Regions from separate parts of the Homo sapiens genome. Here regions 1 and 2 are each linked to region 3. A link is a loop called in an ENCODE intact Hi-C map of the cell type or tissue named here. Cell type or tissue: GM12878. All regions are shown on one strand. Links, peaks and the distances in the headings refer to the core of each region. The heading gives the core; the rest is flanking DNA.

Region 1 (7,274 bases), core at 1,932-5,931, 190 kb before region 3:
AAACTGCCATTATCTGTTGCAATTCATTCAATTCAGTTTTTTTTGGAAAGAACTTGAAATTGTAAGTTAAAAAATTTACTGAAATTTGTGCTAGTTAAGCTTTAAGAATTCTAAGTAATAATCCAAAAGACATTCTAAAATTCAGATTTATCAAAATCAATTGTACCTTTCTTTGTACAGATATAATAATTTTCTGGAATATGGAATGTGGTGGTAGAAGTAATGCAGAATTGTTTTGCCATAGCCTTTGTTTTCTCTCGCAATTATTTCTGTGTTTCTTCTGTTTTATAAAGGAAATGGATTGTGTTTAGTAATTTCCTCTGTACCTGTAACCACGAGAGTAAACTTTTTATTACATCTAAACTTGTTTATTCTTGTATACATGCTAGATCATAGACTAGTTGAAATTTTCTGTGTTACCATGGGTCTGTGAAAAGATCTTGTCTTACTGGTCTTGTATTCCTAGTAAATTTCAGTATGATGATATCACTTAAACACTGTAACTGTGGGACATTGGCAGGAGCTTGGGGATATTTTTAGCTACTTGGAACTCTTATTGTAATGGTATTTATTAGTAATTCAAGACAAATTTTATTGTTTAATTATGCTCTATGGGTTTATTGCCATCCAAGACTGCAGTGTTTTAGATGACTAGAATTTAGCTTTTTAAGAACCCCAAATTTTTATTTCAGCTCTTTCAGTGGAAAATTTTCTAAAATATGCTATTTCCTTCTTAATGAGAAGATAGTGAACATAATAGGACTTGTAATTTCCCACTTGAGTTCATCTCTTTATTCTTTTGTGAGGACGCACAGTAATGCTTTTGGAAGGGGTCAGCATGTTGGGCTTCTTCCTACATTTAATGGTCATTTGCCAACAGATATTTACTGAGTTCTTTTCTAGGTCTGGAGATTCAGTGATGAAGGCATTATTTCTTGCCCTCAGAAGGTTCATATTGTAGTAGGGAAGATAAACCAGGTAGTAAATCTTAGAACACAATGGGATGTTTACAGTGAAGAGGAGAGGCCAACCTGGAGTATATGGGTTTGAGATCCATACAGATCTGGGTTCAAATTACAGGGTGAATGGAGTTGTTAAGCTCCATCTAGCATTTGCGTGGCCAGACATATGCATGTGTAGTGTTTATTTCTGTCGTGGCAGTAAAAAGACTTCTCCTGTAGTTTATTGGCCTATAAAATAATATAATTTACGACATCATTGGAAAAGTATTTTTATTCCTATGTAGGGTCATTTGTTTCTAGAGTAGAACAGTTTTAACACCGTATACAAATAAAAGCACTTTTATTCAACTGAACATGCATTTATTGAATACGTAATATATACGTACATTTTGCTTGCTAGATGTCTTGATGAATAGACATTTAAAAGTCCTTACCCTTAAGTAATTCCCAAGTTAGCACGGATGATAAGGGCTCAAATACTTATAATATGGTGTAGAATTGAATGAGCAACTTAAGATAGAAACATTTGCTGTAGAAGACCATACTTACTAGGGAGGAACTGGCAAGGATTTATGGAATCGGTGATGTCGAAGCTGCATCATGAAAGATGGCTAAAGTTGGGGGAATTTGGGATGAGCATTGTACTTGGATGGATTAGCTTGGAGCTTAGTCCAGGCAGTAAATATATTCATACTTTGAAAGGAGAGTAATTTTTATAGAGGACCCTGGTGGAAGACAAGACTGGCACAATAGGTAGGTGTATGGCCCTTCTGTGAAGGCCCTTGAATGCCAGGCTGAGGAGGGTGTTCTTAGCCAGTGAATGTGACCAAGTGACTGTTTTTAAAGTGGCAAATGATACTATTGCAGCTGTCCTTTAGCCCACTGGCAAAACGGGTGAATATTAACTGAGGGGAGGTCATGTGGTCTACGGTGAAGAGCACTGAAATTATCAATTGGTTTGAATTCTGGCTTCAGCACTTAATATGCTGGGGGGACTTCAACTTCAGGCAAGTTGCTCAAAACCTTTCTGAGCCTCTATTTCCTCATAGAGAAAATGGGAATAATGATTCCTTTTATATGGCTGTCTTAAATGACATAACATTTATGAAATCACCTTTAATAATTTGCATGTCCAGTTTGTTTGGGATTTCAGCCTAGGTGGTTTGTTTTCTTTCTTTCCAATCTTCCTATACCTTATATTGATTTTTGTTGTCTTCTGTGGTAGCTCGGACCTCCAGTACTGTGTGGTAGTAGGGTTCTCATCTTTCTACTTTGTCTGGGATTTCTAGCACAGCATGATACAGACATCTTTATCTTAATTCTTAAATATGATGTTTGCTATAGATTGTAGGTAAATATCCTTTATCAGAAAAAGGAAATTCTCTTCCTAATTTGGAATCTAAAAAAAAAATGAGTGTTGAATTTTTTTTTTTTAAGAAGGAGTCTCACTCTGTCGCCCAGGCCGGAGTGCAGTGGCGTGATCTCGGCTCACTGCAAGCTCCGCCTCCCGGGTTCACGCCATTCTCCTGCCTCAGACTCCGGAGTAGCTGGGACTACAGGCACCCGCCACCACGCCCAGCTAATTTTTTGTATTTTTAGTAGAGACGGGGTTTCACCGTGTTAGCCAGGATGGTCTCGATCTCCTGACCTCGTGATCCACCCTCCTCGACCTCCCAAAGTGCTGGGATTACAGGCGTGAGCCACCGCGCCCAGCCATGAGTGTTGAATTTTAGGATACTTTTTTGCTTGTATTGCAATAATCTTTTTCCCTGCTCTTTACTCTTTTAGTATGATGAATTATATCTAATAGATTATATTTCTAATTAGTAGACAAACAGATTTTCTAATAACCTCTTAGAACTAGTTGTGGCTATTATCACTTTTTAAATATTCTGATTGAGTTTGTGTAATACTGCTGTAGGCTATTCCTGAATGTTTGGTAGAACTCGTTTGTAAACTATATGGCCTGATTTCTTTGTGGGATGATTTTAAACTACAGATTCATTTTCTTTAGTGGTTATAGAACAATTTAGACTGTCTTTCTTCTTGAGGTAGTTTTGTTAAATTGTGTTTCTTAGGAATTTACTCATTTCATATGTTATCTAATTTTATAACATTAAGTTGTTCATGGTATTATTTTATCTTAAGTTTCATGGTGTCTGTAGTTAGTTGTAGCCCTCTTTTCATTGTCAGTATTTATTTGTGCTGCTCTGTCTTTATCTATCTTGCCAGAGCTTTGTGTCTTTGATTACATTTTGCAAAGAATCAGTGTTTGGCTTTGTTTAGCTTGTCTAATTTTTTTTTCTTTTTATTTATTTAATTTCTGTTTTTACTATCTTCTTCCTTTACTCTCTTTTGGTTTATGCTGTACTTTTCTAACTTCTTTAAGTTGAATGTTTAGCCCCTTAATTTATAACATGTTTTCTTTTCTAACATAAGTTTTATAACATTTTATAACAGTTTCTTCTTTTATAACATAAGTTGTTGTTGTTGTTTTGTTTTGTTTTGTTTTTTGAGACAGCGTCTCATTTTGTGGTCCAGGCTGGAGTACGGTGGTGCAATCATGGCTTACTTCAGCCTTGACCTCCTGGGCTCAAGTGATCCTCCTACTTCAGCCTTCTGAGAAGCTGGGACCACAGGCATGTGCCACCATGCCTGGCTGATTTTTTAATTTTTTGTAGAGACGGGGTCTCACTGTGTTGCCCAGGATGGTCTTGAACTCCTAGGTTCAAGCAGTCCTCCCACCCTGGCCTCCTAAAGTGTTGGGATTGCACATGTAATCCACCATGCCCAGACTAACATAAGCATTTAAGGCAATGAATTTTCTTTCAAAATACCACCTTTGCTATAGCCAAGAAGTGTTTTGTTTTGTTTTGAGACAGGGTCTCACCCTGTCACTGGAGTGTAGTGGCGTGATTAATGGCTCACTGCAGCCCCCACCTCCTAGACTTAAGCCATCCTCCCACCTCAGTCTCTTGTGTAGCTGGGACCATAGGCGCATGCCACCATGCTGGCTAATTTTAAAATTTTTTGTAGAAACGGGGTCCCACTGTGTTGCCCTGGCTGATCTCGATCTCCTGGGCTCAAGCATCCACATCAGCATTTGTTATTTTCTGACTCTTTTAGTAATAGCCATTTTAACTGGGGTGAGAAGACATCTGCTTGTGGTTTTGATTTGCATTTCCCTGATGATAGTGATGTGGAGCACTTTTTCATGTACCTGCTCTCCATTTGTTGTCTCCTTTTGAGAAATGTCTTTTCAGATCCTTTGCCCATTTTCAAATCAGAATGTCTTTTGCTGTTGAGTTCCTTATATATTCTAGTTGTTAATCCTTTGTTGGATGAATAATTTTGCAAATGTTTTCTCCCATTCTGTGGATTATGTCTACTTCGTTGATTGTTTCCTTTGCTGTGCAGAAGCTTTGTACATTTTCATTTATTTTTCCTTTTGTATTGTTTTTCTCTTTCTAGGGGATTGATTTTGGTCTCCCCTGCTCCCACCTCCCTTCTGTTTTTACCCCTCCAGTGATTTAGAAGTTTTATACTTTATTTCTAGTTTTTTAGTGATTGCCCTTTAAATTTTACCATGCTTACCTAAGATAATTAAGTATAAGGTTGAGTATTTTAACTATCCTTCTAAAACAATATAAAGGCCTTAGAGTACTTTTGGCTCTGGTCATCCTTGTTTGATCAAATTGTCTTTTTTTTATTTTTTAGTTTTCTACCTTCCCCCCCACATTTGTCATAGACACAGTCTAGTGGTTAAGCACATAAACTAGAAACTGAAACCGGCAGCCTGGTGTGACACCCAGCTCTGCTGCCTACCGGATAGTGTCGGGCAAGCATTTAACCTGCCTGTGCCTCAATTTCCTCACCTATAAAATGTGGACAACAAAAGGATCTTTCTCATAAGGCTAAGGCTTTTCAATGAGAAATATAGTACCTATAAAGCATTAAGAGCTATACCTAGAAGTTGATAAGTACTGTGTATTAATATGAGTCTGCTGTTTCTGCTTTATTGTTCTGTTTTGAACAGACATTGTTTAATTTTACCTACATATTTAACAATTTCTTTTTTCGTTGTTTCTTAGACCTTCCTTCTGAGACATTTTCCTTCTACCTGAAGAATATTGTTTAGATGTTATATTGCGAGGTCAGTTGGCCTTAAATTTCAGCTGTTATTCTTTTGAAATGGTCTTCTTATTTCACTCTAATTCTTAAAAGACAATCTTTCTGGGAATATAATTGTGTTTTCTTTGAGTGCTTTGAAGATACTATTTCATTGATTTTGGCAGCCAGTGCCGCTGTTGAGATGTCTCTGTCATCTAATTGTCATTCTTTTGTAAGCACCTGTCTTTTCCTTTTGGCTACTTCTGAACTCTTCTCTTGGTGTTTTTATTGTGCACTTTTACTAAAGTGTGCCCAGGTGTGGATTTCTTCTTTATTTCTCCTGCGTGGCATATATTGTGCTGCTTCTTGTGTCTGTGCATTTTTTTTTATCAGTTTTGGCAAATTCTCAGTTGTTATGTCTTCAGATATTTCTTTTCCATTTTCTCTGTTCTGTCCCTTTAGAATTTTAATTAGATTTGTCCTTTTTTAATCTATCTTTCATTTCTCTTGATCTCTTATATTTCTATCTCCTTGTGTCTCTGTGCTATAAAAAAATTGGGTAATTTCTTGAGCTATTAGATTGAGTTCATTAATTCCTTTTTTAGCTGATGTCTTAATTGTAGACTGCATTTTATTGAAGGAATAGGTTTTTCATTTCTAAAAGATTTGGTTCTTTCTGGCATTTTAGATAGTGTTTTGCTTTCTAATTCCTTTAAACATTTCAAACCTAATTATTTAAAGTTCTGTTTATTTCAGTTTCTGAAGATTTGGGGATCTAAATTTGTTGTTTGTACTGAGAACTCATGGTGACTTATTTTGTGTGTTTAGTAATTTTTAATTGTAAACAGATTTTTGGTTGAACCTTATCTGGGGGAATCCTTATTTCCTAAATTGGGACAGTTTGCATGCAGCTAAGATTTGTATTTGCTCTGATATACAAGGATGTTAGAATTGTGGGACACTTTAGCCTGTGAGTCCTGCTGAATGTGTGTGACTCAGGTTCAGCCTCTGTACCTAGAGGTTGGACCAAAGTCTCGATATCTGATAGAATGACCAACTGTCTGGTTAGTCCAGGACTGAGGGGTTTCCTGGGATGTGGGACTTTCATTGCTAACACTGGGACAGTTCTGGGTAAACTGTGACTATTGGTCACCCTAATTCCGATTCCAGTGCTTGTTTTGTATCCGCTCTTGTGTCCCCTGTCAGATGACCCTGGCTTTCCCTTATGTTTATGTGTATGTGCCTTCCATAGAGATTTTCTATACTTTCCTGCAAGTCCAGCAATTAAAAATTACATTTGTTGTAATTTACTCAAGATCTAGTAGTGTGCAGAGGCCCTTTCAGAGCATTGTGGAAGTGTAACATGTAATTTTACTTTTTACTTCCTGAGAACGTCTTTTCATGTTGTTTTGTAGTCTTCTACCATATAATTATTAGTGGTTTTATAGTATTCTGTTTTATGTCTTTATCAACGTTTATTCAACCAATACCCTGTTTGGACATACTGATTATCTCATATTTTTCCCTTATACAAACGCTATAAGAAATCCTTATAGCCAAGTCTTTGCACAGTGTAAGATTATTTCCTTACGATAAACTTCCAGAAGTGGAATTGATGAATCAAAAGGTTTTGCAGCATTTTAAGTCTTTTTGAATTATATCACCAAAGTACTCTCTCATTTCTGTGTACCCTGTGTGACATGTGACACAGGCTATTATTTCTTTCAGACTTCGTTGCTTTGATAAATAAAATGCCCCCCTTTTTAATGAAGGCACCTGACTTTTGATACTGGTGAGCCCCAATATGGTACCACAGTATTTTAATATCTGAGTATCAGGTGTAGATTCACTCTAAGAAGTAGCTAACTTCCACTTTCTTTTAAACTACTAATCAAGCAGTTTGTCTGCAAGCTCCATTCCCTCCTCTCTCTGTACAGATAATTACATGTTCATATTCTCAGAATCGGCTATTGAAATCAGCCATATAAAGTAAATAGGGAGTAGCTTTCCTTGAAAATACACCTCTTTGTGATTCTCTGAACTTGGCAGTGGACCTGTGGCCCTTGTGGCTTTTGCTCACAGGGCTGAAATGCCCACAGCCTTGGGCTTCCAAGTGGCTGGTGTTGACCTGGGGTTCACACACAGAAACTCATTCAGTTCATGTTTATTGTTTCCCACTTCCCTAAACTGAGGCAATGTGCC
Region 2 (7,274 bases), core at 2,199-6,198, 150 kb before region 3:
GAAACCTTGGGTTTTATTTAATTTGGTTTTTCATTTCCGGGAAGGCTGACATTTAACTCATCTCTGCCCTTACCTTATCTTCACTCCCTTCTACCACAAGAAGCAGAAAAACCCTGTGTCCCCACCGGCCATCCCTTAAGAACACTACTGAAAGAACCATTGCAAGATTTTATTTCTGGCCACGGAACTAACTAAATTGAAGGGGTCAGATCTAGTCGTCTGCTAATTTCACAACTGAATTAAAAAGGAAAAAAATCTGAATGAAAGATAATTTATTTCACCCTCAGCTAGTATGTAAAATCTGTTTTATATTATGTAAGTATTTAACAAATCTTAACAGTTTTGGAATTATAAATGTATTCAGTTAGATAAATTGAATCTGAAATTAAATACTGTGATAAATGTTTGTCTAGTCTTTGAGACTAGTTTGCCTTTCTCACATTGTGTATTCTGTTGTTAGAAATTTGTGATAAAATGGTATTAGCTATATTTGCCAGAGTTAAACATATAGTAGAGGAATTCTTATCCTGTGATACATAGCTTCATATTTGGTAAATATGTTAATGGTTCTAATCAGATGGTGAAAATATATGCCCCCCTCAATCCTGAAAGCACCTTTCATAAAAAAGAACCACTACCACAAAAAATGAATGATCAGCCAAACCAACTTTTCCCAAAGCAACTTTCTATGGCATTTGGGGACGGAAACAAAATAATCCTTTTACCAGTATCTCTTTTGAAACCTTTGATTAGCAGTGTTATGGAAGAGGAATAGATGTGTGCTTACCTACTGAAACTCCAAGGGGGACTCTTCGTGGCTGGCTGAGAAGTGATGCTTTTTTAGAATTATTTGTCCTTTTACTGTGAAGCAGTAATTCAAGAAAGATGAGTTTTTCTTTTAAAAGAGTCCTCAATAGGTGGGCAGGTATGTCAGGCAAAATAATGATTATGTTCCATAATGAAGATTATTTCAGAAAATAATTACTTGGGAATGTTTTTATTCTATGAAACAATTTCTTACAGATATTGTAGATGTCGTGCAAATTAATCAAGGTTATTTGTACTGATTGTCATTTAACAGGAATTTTTTTTTTTTTTTTTTACACAGAGTCTCACTTTGTTGCCCAGGCTGGAGTGCAATGGCGTAATCTTGGCTCACTGCAACCTCCGCCCCCCAGGTTCAAGCCATTTTTCTGCCTCAGCCTCCTGAGTAGCTATGATTACAGGTGCCCGCCACCACACCCAGCTAATTTTTGTATTTTTAGTAGAAACGGGATTTTGCCATGTTGACCAGGCTGGTCTCAAACTCCTGGTCTCAGGTGATCCACCCGCCTCAGCCTCCCCAAGTGCTGGGATTACAGGCCTGAGCCACCATGCCCGGCTAACAGGATTTTTTTGACTTGAGAATAAGCAGGCAGCTATGTGTAGTTGCTGGAATTCGTTTTGTTATAAGGACACGACTACTGTAGCAATGGTCTCACCTGATTTCTTGGATTGGGTACATCTTCTCCGATATGCTTTCTCTGACCCTGCCCCTTGTCCCTGTTGTACACTTAACAGACTTCTCTGGTTGCGCTGATCATGCTTTATTATAGTTATCTGCTTGCCTCGTTTGGTAAAACTTATTGGAAGATCAATGTACCCTGTCATTCTTAACTTCCTCACCTCTCATTGTTTAGAATATCAATTATTTATTTATTTTTTAAAAAAATTTTCTTTAACTTTTTGGCCCACTTCAGTGTGCTTTCTTTCCTTATTCTACTGAAATGAACTCCTCAATGACCACACATTGCTAAACTCATAGGTTTTTGGTGTTTTGTTTTTGTTTTTAAACTGCACTTGATGTCTCAGTAGCATCAGTAGAATTGAAATGTTGTCCAGGACACCAGGCTCTCCTGGTTTTCCTGTTACTGTTCTGGCCTCTGCTTTCCGCCTTTCTTTGCTGGCTCTGCCTTTTTTTTGCCTCATCTTTAAATGTTAACGGGCACCAGGCATGCATATTTTTCTGTATTTCCTCTCTATGTTGGCTTTAAATCTCCCTACATGCTATGACTCCAGATACCTCTCTCTGTCTGCCATCTCCTTCTAGTTCCAGACTTCATTCTCCAACTTGATATATGAGATACAAAAGTGGACACCAGTCAGGCCTCGCAGACTATCGGTCACCCAGACAGAACTCATTTCCCCCCGCCCCTTGAACCTCAGATCAGTTCCATGCACTGTTTCCCCATTTTAGTAGATGGCCCAAGACCAGCCAGTCAGTTCAGCTCTCAACTCAGGAATCTCCCTGCGCTTCCCTTGTCCCCAAGTCTTGTTATTAGCAAGACCTCCCACTGTATCTGACTTCCAGATAATATCTGAAACGTGCTCACTTCACCACCATGCCTAGCATAAACCTCCTCATGAATCTCTTGACTTAAACTCTACTATTTTTCTATTGTGGAGGACTCAACAATCTATGTTAAGTTTTTTAAGTGTTTTAAAAATATTATAAAAATTTACTTCTAAAGTACTTTTCTTTTTCCTAAAAACATTGTATGACACATCTTAATTCCAAAAAGGATGGGAATTTCTAGATTGTAAGAATGGTCTCCCTTGCAGTTGAAAGACCCTCCTAGTACCATTGTCTGATTCACCCTCTCCTGAAGAAGGCCCAGAGCCACTGGGGACTGGCAAGCCAGGTTCTGTGTCCACCTCACTGTGCATAGTGATGACCAACTTTCTCAACATTCAGAGAGGTTAGAAAACCATTTTATTTTGAAACATTTATACAGTATTTAAAGTACTTAATCTGTACAACAGTTTTAGTGGGAAAAGTTGACTCATTTTGGATTAAAGCCAGCAAAAACTCACTGCAGCTCTTTTATCTCTCATAAATTCTACATAGAAAGTGACTTTTAGTAGATTTGTGACCAACTAAGGTATTATAATGGTGGATATAATGGAGGGCTGTTTTATTTCCTTTAGTGATGGCCTGTTCTTTTTTCCTTTCTGTTTCTGTTTTTCCATATCTTGATTCCAAGAAGTTCTAGCTTTACCTGTCCAAGTCATTCATTAGTTTACTCAAGTCAGTAGTAAGTTGAAAATAATAATTCTCTTCTATCAGAGTTGTAGAACCTGAGATAATATGTTTTTGGAAGGGCTGTGAAAATGGTATATAAGTGATGAAATAGTAAAGTACTCTATACCCTTTGTACTTAAAGTAATATACTTAAGTATATTACTTTCCAGTCCTTACAATACCACTTAGTACCTGGAAATTCAGTTACTGTTCTGACTCATGAGGTTAGAAACAGTGTTTGTTGATTTTTGTTCCTCAGTTTAGATTTGAAAACACATGCATTAATTTTTAGCAGGTATTTACTGCATCTCTGTTGTGTGCCAGGTGCTGCGTGTATTTGCCACTGTCGGGGGGCAAGAGAAGTCCCAGCTTATACCTCATGGAATCTACAGTCTAGCATGAGGGTGAAACGTGGACTTCGCCTTCCTCTATTTGCATTTCCATTAGGAAGAGAAAGCAAGCTTTCAATTGTTCAAAGAATGAAGAATGAGGCTTCCTAGAGATTGTGTGGTGAAGATGATCTTTGAGCAGGGCCTTGAGAAATACTTAGGATTTAGCACGTTTAGCGCGTGCTTTTCTCAGTGGTGCAAGAAGATTAAGCCACATTCTGGCTTTAGAGAGGCATTTCTGAGAGAGATGAAGGACACTTCGTTCCCCAGCCCCAACCTAAGCATGTGACTGTACTCACCTTGTCAGATGCTGTTGGAACCTGGCTGACAAGGACAAGGACCTATGCATTTTTTCCTGCCCTGGAACAAAATTGCCCTTGTTGGACAGGCAGTGATGTTCTGTGCGCCTTTTGACTATACTGTGAAATGTTTGTGGTTTGTAATGGGGATTTTATCCATCTGAGCATGCTACACTTTTTATTAGTTTCCATGGCAGATGGTTAAACTAGGGTGCTGCCTTAATAATTTGACTTATGCAGGTGCTCAGATATGACTGTTTCTGTGCTTAATGTATTCAGCATGTGGTTGTAGTCGTTTGAAAAGTTACATAATCATGTGTTCATGACCTGAGTTAGAGATAATTTATTAGTGACTCAGCATTAATGACTCATTTTATGCAACTCTTCTGGTAAAGCAACGTTTCTGTTCATGTGAGCATATTGTAGCATGCTAGGTGACCACATCTACCTTGTTTCCTTCCTAGGTAGTACCTTTAGGTATTCCATTACAGGAGGGCTGCCCCACTCCCGGAGGTGCATTGAATACAGAGAGGGCATAGTTGGTGGAGAAAAGCCCTCCTTGGGATCATCTGTAGCTGGTAATAGGGACTGAGAAGCTCAGGGCTACATCATGGTTGAATGTTTGTGGATTCAGTGATCTGCATGGCAGGTTTCAAAACCATATAATGTTAAGAGATATGAATTGCAAAACCACAACCCCTCAGACTTTTCTATACAGTAAGTCCTCAATATTGTTAAGTTCTTGGAAACTGCAGCTTTAGGTGAAACAACACTTAGTATGTAGTATATACGTAGGATCTTTTTTCTTGTTTATATCAGTTAGCTTAAGGTAAAATTGTTTTCATATGCAGGTCATTTTTGCTTAAAGTTCAGCTTCTAAGAACCTATCCTTGAAGTTAAGTGAGGACTTAACTGTACTTTTTGCAGGTAAATTTACTGTATTGAGCGAAATGAATAGTGGAAACTTACCTAGTTTTTTACCCTGGAAAGGAATTTAAACCGATAAAATGCACTTACTAGAATTTGATGGATGTTCCGCTTTTATCTGCCAGCTTTATCACGAAGGATTTCCTCAGTGGGAACACTGAGAGAAAGGATCTGCATAGTGGGACTGGAAGGGTGGAGTAGTGTGTGAATGAAGTCAACTAGGTATTTAAAAAATATTCTTACATTCCCTGACTATAGCCATAATTAACGTCATTGTCCTGGTGAGTCTGTCTTCTTTTTTTAGACCAAGTCTGAAGAAATGGGTGGCAGATGTTGTACTGTTCTGATGTACTGCAGAGTGCTATAGTAGGTCAGAGGATGAAGCACTGTGGACCAGTGTGGTCAGGGAAGCTTCCTGCAGAGTCAGGGAGTGAGCTGGACCTTAATGTTCATTTCGGTTCCGTAAACATTTGAGAGCTCGCTCTAGGCTAGACTCTGTTGGGCTTTGGCTCTACAGTGGTGAAAAAGGCACTGTTCCTGCCCAGATGGATCGTCTATCGTGTGTCAGAGGGTGGATATTGTTTGCATGGATATAATGTTGTCTTTGCTGATGACAATTGCCATATATATTCCTGTAATTTGTGTGTGTGTGCTATGTCCATTATTTAGTGTAGCCCTCATAACATCTCTCTACAGCTTTGTATTAATATCCTTGCTGTACAGTTGGGGAACCTGAGGTTCTGAGATGTTAATGAAATTGTCTGAGGTTGCAGAGCCAGATGATGGCAGATCTGAGATTTGAATTTGTGTCTGTGTGTTTTTCTATCTATAAGACACTGCTTCAAAAAGGTGAAGGGAAGAGGCACCCTTAAACAGAGTTATGAATGACTGTGGTATGTGTGTGTTTTGGACATGGAAGAGTTTGGTGAAGTGTTGGAGAGTAGTGGAAAGCAAAGCGGGATCGACAGGTGGGACCAGACATACATAGTCATGATTATAAACAATAGTAATAAATGTTTGTGGCATGAAAGAAGACAGTGCTTTTGGTTTGGGCCGTATTCCAAGACCATAAGAAGACTCTCATATTCAAATAGAATTGTCAAAAAATCAAATGTGAGTGTAAAAATTACCATTCAATTCAGTGCATTTTTTCACCAATGTGGATAACTGACAGTTGACAGCACTGGCTATGCTTAATCAATTATGGAAATAATAGTCTTAAAGAAGTAACAGACATCAGTCACCATGATACTATGATAATGTACACATGAGCCTAACTCTTAATTGTAGCCAGTTATTGTAAACTGAAGGGATTTGAGGAACAGCTTTTCTTTTTTTTTTTTTTTCAGACAGAGTCTTACTCTGTCTCCCAGGCTGGAGTGCAGTGGTTGAATCTCGGCTCACTGCAAGCTCTGCCTCTTGGGTTCATGCCATTCTCCTGCCTTAGCCTCCCGAGTAGCTGGGACTACAGGCACCTATCACCACGCCTGGCTAATTTTTTGTATTTTTAGTAGAGACGGGATTTCACCGTGTTAGCCAGGATGGTCTCAATCTCCTGACCTCGTGATCCGCCCGCCTCGGCCTCCCAAAGTACTGGGGTTCAGGCGTGAGCCACCGCGCCCAGCCGAGGAACAGCTCTTCTTTTAAATGTCTTAGGAATTCTTATTTTGAATAAGGAACCTTTCTAGCAAAGAGGCAGAAATGAAACTTTTGTTTTATATTTAGGTCAGAATTTCATTTCACCTAAACTGGCTTATCTATTTTTATACCAAAGCTCAGTAGTGTGAGTTAATTTTTTATCACTGTAATAGTTATACATATTGGTAAATGCTAAGAATGAAAAATAGCAATGTTCTAACTCCTGTCTCCCCCCCTCCCCCCACCTGTTGTCCTGGCCACTTAACAAAGGCTCATACTATTATTTTTTTGATGAATCAATTTTAGGATTTTGTCTATTGACTTCATTCCCATCTCGTTAGGCTGAGATTTAGCACTCTTCTCTTTCTTTCATAGTCACTCAACCCAGCTTTGCCCTATCATCTAATCATTCCAGTATTACTGTATCACAAATATTGGTTATTATTCAGTGTTTACACTGTTTAAACTATGTCACTGTTATTCCCAGATGAGCCAAGTAGGGTACTATGATTGTATTCCTTCATTATTTAACTCTTTTCTCCTCATGATAAAAATTTCCCCCCCAGTGGTTTAGTTTATCTATTGCAAAACCTTCCTACATCTTCAGCATAATTTCATACATTCAAACCAATTAGATGGTTTATCAGTTCATTTTTTTGTTTTGTTTTGTTTTTGTTTTTTTCCTGAACACCTCCATCTGAGAGTCCTTTGTCATCCTTCTGCTCTCTGGATTGGTTGCTCAGTGGGCCTGCTGCCCAGGTGATTTCCTGAACTTCCTTTTAATCATCATCTTGGGAATTCTCTTTGCCCCCTATTTATTCCACGTGTCGTTTATGGAATCTTGTATTTTTTTGGTTAAACTCCTTTTTGTTGGAACATAATCTCCAGTATCTTCCTAAGAAAGTATTTGTAAGTCATAAAGTATAAGACTTTTAATCTCTGTAAATGTCTTAATTGCTT
Region 3 (7,274 bases), core at 1,340-5,339:
CTGTGCTATTCAAGGAGTCCAAAGGCAGGGACATTTTTATAGCAGGAAGGAAGTTAGGCGATTTATTGGACTGCTTATAAAAAGAACTAAATGCAATTTAGATTGGATAATGTATTTCCAAGTTAATTAGATTGTAGGGTATTGCGTACAAAACCATTGCCTGGGACGAACTTGCAGCAGCAGCAGCAGCTTTAAAATTGATTCTCCTGATTTACTTGTAACAGCAATGCTTGTGGCTGGAGCTCTTCTAAGGAAATATGCTCTGATTTATTTTCCTTTCTGTCCTACATGTTGTAATGTAAAATTCTGTAATTTATCTCATTAGCTGTTATCTGTGACTCTCTATATATTCTTGCATATCTGAAAATATAACAGGTTTTCAGAGTTAGCACTACTGACTGAAGTTTGTAGGCTTCAATAATTTAGGCCCAGGTTTTTGTTTTGTTTTATGGTCTTCTGGCATTGAAGGCCAGTGGAGAGGTCACCCTATATTCTGTAAGGTTCAGTTGTTGATGTGATACTGGGTAAAAAATTAAGAGAAGAGAAGGTGGAAAAAGATGGGTATGGGAATTTAAAAATCAAATAAGAGATTGCATGTGTGATTGTGGACTTCTGTACTCTTGGAGGCGAATCCTATAGCAAAAATAGACTTGCATTCTTTCACTTAGGATTAACTCTGCCTGTTCTGCTGAAGTTGCCCCTGTTGTGCTTTTCCCATTTTTTCTTGTAAGTAGATGAGAAAGTCCTTCATGGGTCTTGTCTGCTTACAAAATACAAGGATGGTTGTGTTCTTTTAAAACTAAAATTTGGTTGACCGAACGCTGAACTAGCTTTTATTACTACAATTTAGTTGGTGGCCAAATCATTATAACTTTGTATTCAAAATTGTCTGTGGCTCCAACCAACGTAGTTTGACGGTGACCGATCACCAACTTGGTCTGTTTTTGTTTGTTTGTTTTTAGACAGAGTTTTGCTCTCGTTGCTTAGGCTGGTGTGCAATGGCGCGATCTCAGCTCACTGCAACCTCTGCCTCCCGGGTTCAAGTGATTCTCCTGCCTCAGCCTCCCGAGTAGCTGGGACTACAGGCATGTGCCACCACGCCCGGCTAATTTTCTTGTATTTTTAGTAGAGACAGCGTTTCACCATGTTGGTCAGGCTGGTCTCAAACTCCTGACCTCACTGATTCTCCTGCTTCAGCCTCCCAAAGTGCTGGGATTACAGGAGTGAGCCATAACATGCCTGGCCTTTTAAAAATTTGTTATAAACAGAGTCTCACTGTCTCCCAGGCTGGAGTGCAGTGGCATGATCATAGCTCACTGTAGCCTCAACCTCCTGGGCTCAAACGATCCTCCTGCCTCAGCCTCCCAAGTAGCTAGGACTACAGGTGTGCACCACCACACCCAGCTAATTTTGAAAATTTGTTTTGTAGAGACAGGGTCTTGCTATGTTGCCCAAGCTGGTCTTGAATTCCTTGCCTCAAGCAATCTTCCTGCCTCAGCCTCCCAAAGTGCTGGGATTATAGGCATGAGCCATTGCACCTTGCCCTTCTTCTGTTTTAAAGTGAACTATTTTGCACATGTTTGTACAGACATAAAACATTTCATCCTACTAGGTGCATTTTCTTCAAGACAGATCCCCCATCCTTCTTAGGGAGAGCTACAGAAAGAACAAACAAAGGGTGGAGAGGGAGGCTGGAGAGCCTCCGACTGTCCCAGGAATCTGCCTCCTCGGTGGCCGGGTAGCCAGTCCTCAGCCCAAGGCCTCCCTCAGTCATCCAGAAACCCTGTGCTGGCACTGCCTGGTTTTCCCTGTCCAGGACCAGTATAGTTGGTTTTTGTTCCTCCTACATTTTCAGAAGACTCTATCCAACTCACTGCTATATACAAAAATAGTAATATAGTGAGGAAGCTTTCAATTCCAATTAAATAGATTTCTCCTCTCAGCCAGGCCTCTGCTCAAACCACCTCCAGGGCAGCCTCCCTGCTCCCTCTCTTCAAAAAGACCCCCTTGCTGTTGCTCTGGCTCTCGCTCAACACTGTTTTTTACTTCACGGAATTTCACTACCTCACGTTATCAGGTAGTTCCTGTCACAGATACTGAGATACAGGTTGAGTACTCCTTATCTGAAATGCTTAGGACCAGAATTGTTGTGGATTTCAGATTTCTTTTTAATTTCAGAATATTTGCATTGTATCAGGTGAGCATCCCAAATCTGAAAATTCGAAATACTCCAATGAATATTTCCTTTGAGCATCTTGTTGGCACTCCAAAAGTCAGATTTTGGAGCATTTTGGGTTTCAGATTTTCAGATTAAGGATACTTCACCTGTATTTATTCTCTCCCTGCCACGCCAGGATGTAAGCTCTACAAGGGCAGAGAATGTATTTGATTCATTGTCAGTCCCCTTATAACTAGCATGGATCTGTCCATTTGTATACATTTAGCAAATATTTATCTAATGACTAACAGCTCAGTAGATAAAAAAATGATTGGCTGGACGCATGGCATGTCTTGTGTACTAGCAGGAGGAGAGGTGGCAGAGTAAGGAACGGGCACCAGGCCTTGATTGCCACACTCCCTGGTGGGAGGTGAGGCAGGGCTGGCCCGCATCTTTTCCTTTCCGGGGCTCAGCCTCAGCATTGAGGGGGAGAAGCCAGAGGAGAAGCCTGCCCCTCCATGGGCCACTCGCCTCCAGCACTGTGGCCTAGAGTTTGTCCTTTCCAGCTGAGCAGTGGTTCTCCCTGTTCCACCAGACCCACACTCCCTGAAATGCAGCTCAGTTTCTTGCACTTTTGCCTCAGATTTAGACGTGTAAAATATGTGAACCTCCCTATGCAAATTAAGATTTGAATGTCATCTGCTTCACAGTTCTAGCCATCAGTTCTAAAAATAGTCGTTTTATGGGATTTGAGAAAGAGATTAAGACCGCAAACTTACAATTGAGTTTTTCCCTAGCAGACAGCAGCTGTTCAAACACAACGTGAATCTGGGAGCTTTGAAGAGCTGTGCTGTTCTGCTGCGGCTCAGCCTAGTAGGCGGAGGTTCTTAGGGAGGAGGTACCTTCAGCATGGGTGAGGTCTGTGGGCCTGCAGACAGTGTGTTCATGTTCTGCCATCACCCATGAACCTAGAGGACAGAGTGATGGAAATTGATGACTGTGAGGTGGCAAAATCAGGACTAGCGTTAGTGAACGCCCCGCCCCGTGTCTGTGGCCACATGCAGTTAGCGCCATTTGACTCTTGTTCTTGCCAAAACTACAGAACATTTGTAGCGAGGGCTTTATAGGCTGGAATACCAGTAAACAGCCAGGGAAAAATTAACACCAGCAGAAATGTGACTTTTAAAAAGTAAGATGACCTGTTAGGGACTTTCTGTGGACTTACAGGGGTCCTGAGAAGTCATACCCTGCTGCCTCACTTCTGACCAAACAGTCATCACAGTCATTCATTTCCCCAGGTCAGTGATGACTCAGAATCTTCAGACAAGAGGGGCAGTTCTTGTTATCTGTCACTCCTTCCCCGTTTTTCTAGCACAGCCTTAAAATTATTATGGCAAAGGTACCAGCGTTTATTTTGCTGCTTTATCATCTTACATGGACTATATGCTACACAAACTAAATTAAATTAAATCAATGTGTCCGTGCCCTGCCCTCTCCCAGAGTAAGTTTTCACTTACTTGGGCAAGTAAATGAGTGCTGCACCCTAATTAATTTAATGTAAATTCCTGTGTTGGTGTTCTTGTCCCATTCTTAGAAGAGGGGATTTCCTGGTAACGTTGCCCTAGATAATAATTATTCCTTTGAGACCCTGCAGACCTCACTTCTCCAGGCTAAATAATTTCAGCCCTTTTTCTCCCAGGTTCTAATGTTCCATCCTTTAATCTTTCGCGTCTTCTCACTCCTGCTTGGCTGAGAATTCCAAGTCGTCCGAGCGAATGCGCTACCTGGTTTGGAGTCACACCATCCTCCCTCGCCTTCGAGATGTGCCAGCGACTGTGTTCCGTGTTCATCCAACCATGCTACCTGCCTAATTACCTGTGGGCTCTCTTCTGCTGTGATGAACCCCGCAGATCATTTATTTATATGCTGTGTAAACAGCCTGTTTCTCTTCCTATTTGCCTTTTCTATAGACATGTTTGGTTTGTTTCTGAGTAAAGCAGCTTTGACCAAATGGACTAAGGGGCCATCTGGGGCTCACGATTTTGTATGTGATGGACAAATGGTTAAATTTTTCAGTGGAGTATTACGCATTCTTTAGGCTGTGGTATCAATATGTTGGCACTTCAGAGAGTCAGCACCATGTAGTAAGATAAGGACCAGCAGTGGAGCTGGGGAGGGATGAGAATCACAGCTCTTCCACCATTTATTACTATAACAAGGTACCTAGCCTGCCTTAGCCTCTCTAACCTCATATGTTAGATGAGAATAATGTTATTCATGTGGGAGAGTAGAACGGATGCAGTGAATTCAGGTATGTGAGCATTTGATGTGCTTGCTGTTGGAATGTAGTTTTGCAGACAAGGTTGTTTTTGTCAGGATGGGTGGTAATTATATATATAAAGGTAACAAAGCTGATTTTCATCTAGTTGAAGGTCTGTGTGAGTGGTTTAAGTTCTTGGTACAAAGATATAAGAGACACATACTTATGATAATTTTATATAAAATATATCATCAACTGTTATACAGAGATAGTTACTATGAAAAGCAGAACTAGGAGGGAGGAGGACAGAGGATAAATACAGAGTGTCTGCCTTTCAGATAGCTGGACTAAAGAGGAATGGGAAATTAGAGGGAAGAAGTGTCTGATGTTTCTGCAGCCAGTCAGGTTGTGCTCATTGAAAACTGTTTTTCCAAACAACCTCATTAAAAAGTGGGCAAAGGACATGAACAAATACTTTTCAAAAGAAGACATACATGCAGCCAACAAGCATATGAAAAATGCTCAACATCATGAACCATTAGAGAAATGCAAATCAAAACCACAGTGAGATACTATCTCACACCAGTCAGAATGGCCATTATTAAAAAATCAAAGAATAATAGATGTCGGCATGGTTGCAGAGAAAAGGAAACGCTTCTACACTGCTAGTGGGAGTGTAAATTAGTTCGGCCATTGTAGAAAACAGTGTGGCAATTCCTCAAAGAATTGAGAACTAACGTTCGACCCAGCAATCCCATTACTGGGTATATACCCAAAGGAATATTTGTTCTATCATAAAGACCCATGCATGCATATGTTCATTGCAGCACTATTCACAATAGCAAAGATATGGAATCAACCTAAATGCCCATCAGCAGTAGACTGGATAAAGAAAATGTGATACATAAACACCATGGAATACTATGCAGCCATAAAAAAGAACAAGATCATGTCCTTTACAGGAACATGGATAGAGTTGGAGGCCACTATCCTTAGCAAACTAACGTAGGAACAAAAAAACCAAATACCATATATTCTCACTTCTAAGCCGGACCTGAATAACAAGAACACATGGATACAGGAAGGGGAACAACTTGAGGGTGGAGAGTGGGAGGAGGGAGGAGGGAGAAGATCAGAAAAAATGCCTGTCGGGTACTATGCTTATTATCCAGGTGACAAAATTACCTGTACACCAAATCCCTGTGACACAGTTTACCTATATAACCTGCTTGTGTACCCCTGAACATAAAAGTTAGAAACAAAAATAAAACCATTTTTTGGGGGACTTGAGCTCTAAGTTATGAATATTGTCTTAGGGGGCTCAGAGGTAAAGGGACAGCAGCGTATCTTTAAGATCAAGCATGATTTTGTTACTAATAGAGCCTCTGTCCTAACCTGTACTTTTGGGGGTTGACGATACCAGAGTAATTTTTCTGTGCATTTTCTGTGTGTTGGTTTGCCCTGTCTTCAGCAGTGATTATGTATTTCTGTAAGTTAATAGGTCCCTTTGTGTGGGGCCTGCCCCCTGTGTGGAATCATCTCATATGGAGACATGTCCTGGAAGTGTCCCAGAAGCCCCTAGACTTGAGTTTTCCAGACTCCTTGGCCAACAAACACGGCCCTCCCCTGGGGACTGTGGCCATCACCCCACCCTGCAACTGCCTGGCCTCCTGTGGTAGAAAGGGAAGATGAATGATCATCAGCGCTCCATCTGTCTGGATCGGAATGAACAAATCTCTTGCTGCTTCTCCGTCACGACCCTTCACCTTTCTTTCTCCCTTGGCTAGATGGCACCCCTGAGCTTTGGATTTTTTTTTATTATAAGAATTTTCTAACTTGCATATTTGCATTTTGGCCTGCATTCTCAAAGATAATGATGGCCATGACCCTAGCGAGGCTACCACAGGAACCGTGTTCTCCTCAATCGCCTTTCCAGGGAGCTTTCTTTCCCTGCACCGTCAGTGCCAAGGGAGGCTGAAAATGCAGTGACTGTGGGTTATATACTGTGATGGCCCCAGAAGGGCTGTGACTCCATCACCTCCTGTAATCCTCACAGGGTCCCCACTCATGAGAAAAGGGGGAGGCTTCTAGGGGTTATGGATAGTCCCCAGGTCACACAGCTGGTAAGACCAAGTCCATTGTTGATCTGACTCTGGACGGAAGGGAAGGGCCATCTGGTCTACCTCATCACCACCTCCCCAAGCCATGGGAACCACCCTTGGGTAATTTGGGAATCTAGAAAAACAGCCCTTCAGTAAGGAATGTGAGTTACTGCACCACAAGGTGATTGCCCCTACTAGTAGAAACCTTACTACCCAGAGCTCAGTTGGGTTTCATGACCCCAAATTAAATGAAATATAATACAGGTAAACAAACTTTATAAAATTATTCCAATGCTTTAATGCTCTGGCCTGGGGACCTAATTACTTTTATTTTATTTTGTTTTATTTTTAAGATGAGAATCTCGCTGTATTGCCCAGGCTGGTCTTTCAGCCTGGCCTCATGCAATCTTCCCACCTTGGCCTTCTAAAATGCTGAGATGACAGCCTTATGCCACCATGCCCAGCCCTCTAGCCAATTTTCAATAAACATACTGAATTTTCGTAATATAGTGTCTAACATTCTCTACTGTGCTTTTAAAACCAGTATTCTCAAAACAGCTTATTTTATTTTGCTCGAGACAAGTGTGCATTATCCCTTTTTGCTTCCCACAAGAGCAAAAGCTTAAGCATTGTCTTCCCTTCACTTCCTGCCAGCGCCCCATCATCTCCATCTGCTGGGGTCACCGGGATTCGAGGCTGTTGATGGCATCAGGACCAGCCCTGTACGTGGTGCGTGTGGAGCACCGGGTGTCCA

What was found. Hi-C counts contacts between places; a loop is a spot of excess contacts. Peaks named below come from ENCODE experiments on the same cell type or tissue, not always from the same donor. Only the 100,000 strongest peaks of a DNase experiment are listed, where the experiment ranks them.
Region 1: it touches region 3 in a loop (5-fold over the local background); 1 of 110 quality-filtered maps calls a loop at or near these places.
Region 2: a loop joins it to region 3, with 6 times the contacts of the local background. A loop is called at or near these places in 1 of 110 quality-filtered maps.

What each region holds. Positions count from the first base shown.
Region 1 is chr6:158,286,123-158,293,396 of GRCh38, forward strand. It overlaps a transcript of TULP4 not described here. Among named protein-coding and RNA genes, the nearest start is that of TULP4, 23 kb to the right of the region's middle. RefSeq lists an enhancer at 1-91 and a silencer at 4,793-4,842. In GM12878, for the core only: no CTCF peak of the experiment used is centred there; DNase peaks (open chromatin) are centred at 4,149 and 4,779; H3K4me3 peaks cover 983 bases; H3K27ac peaks cover 1,788 bases.
Region 2 is chr6:158,319,349-158,326,622 of GRCh38, forward strand. The region is part of intron 1 of TULP4 (TUB like protein 4); the gene reads left to right. It overlaps SNORA116 (small nucleolar RNA, H/ACA box 116), which reads left to right and starts at 3,634; the gene lies at 3,634-3,780. RefSeq lists enhancers at 3,993-4,062, 6,056-6,105. In GM12878, for the core only: no CTCF peak of the experiment used is centred there; DNase peaks (open chromatin) are centred at 3,973 and 4,363; H3K4me3 peaks cover 219 bases; H3K27ac peaks cover 1,245 bases.
Region 3 is chr6:158,472,577-158,479,850 of GRCh38, forward strand. TULP4 (TUB like protein 4) reads left to right here. Exons shown (of 14, transcript NM_020245.5): 7 at 7,175-7,274. Among named protein-coding and RNA genes, the nearest start is that of TMEM181, 84 kb to the right of the region's middle. RefSeq lists enhancers at 2,184-2,756, 2,804-2,853, 3,174-3,253, 3,274-3,353, 6,775-7,274. In GM12878, for the core only: no CTCF peak of the experiment used is centred there; DNase peaks (open chromatin) are centred at 3,055, 3,435 and 4,055; H3K4me3 peaks cover 1,942 bases; H3K27ac peaks cover 3,425 bases.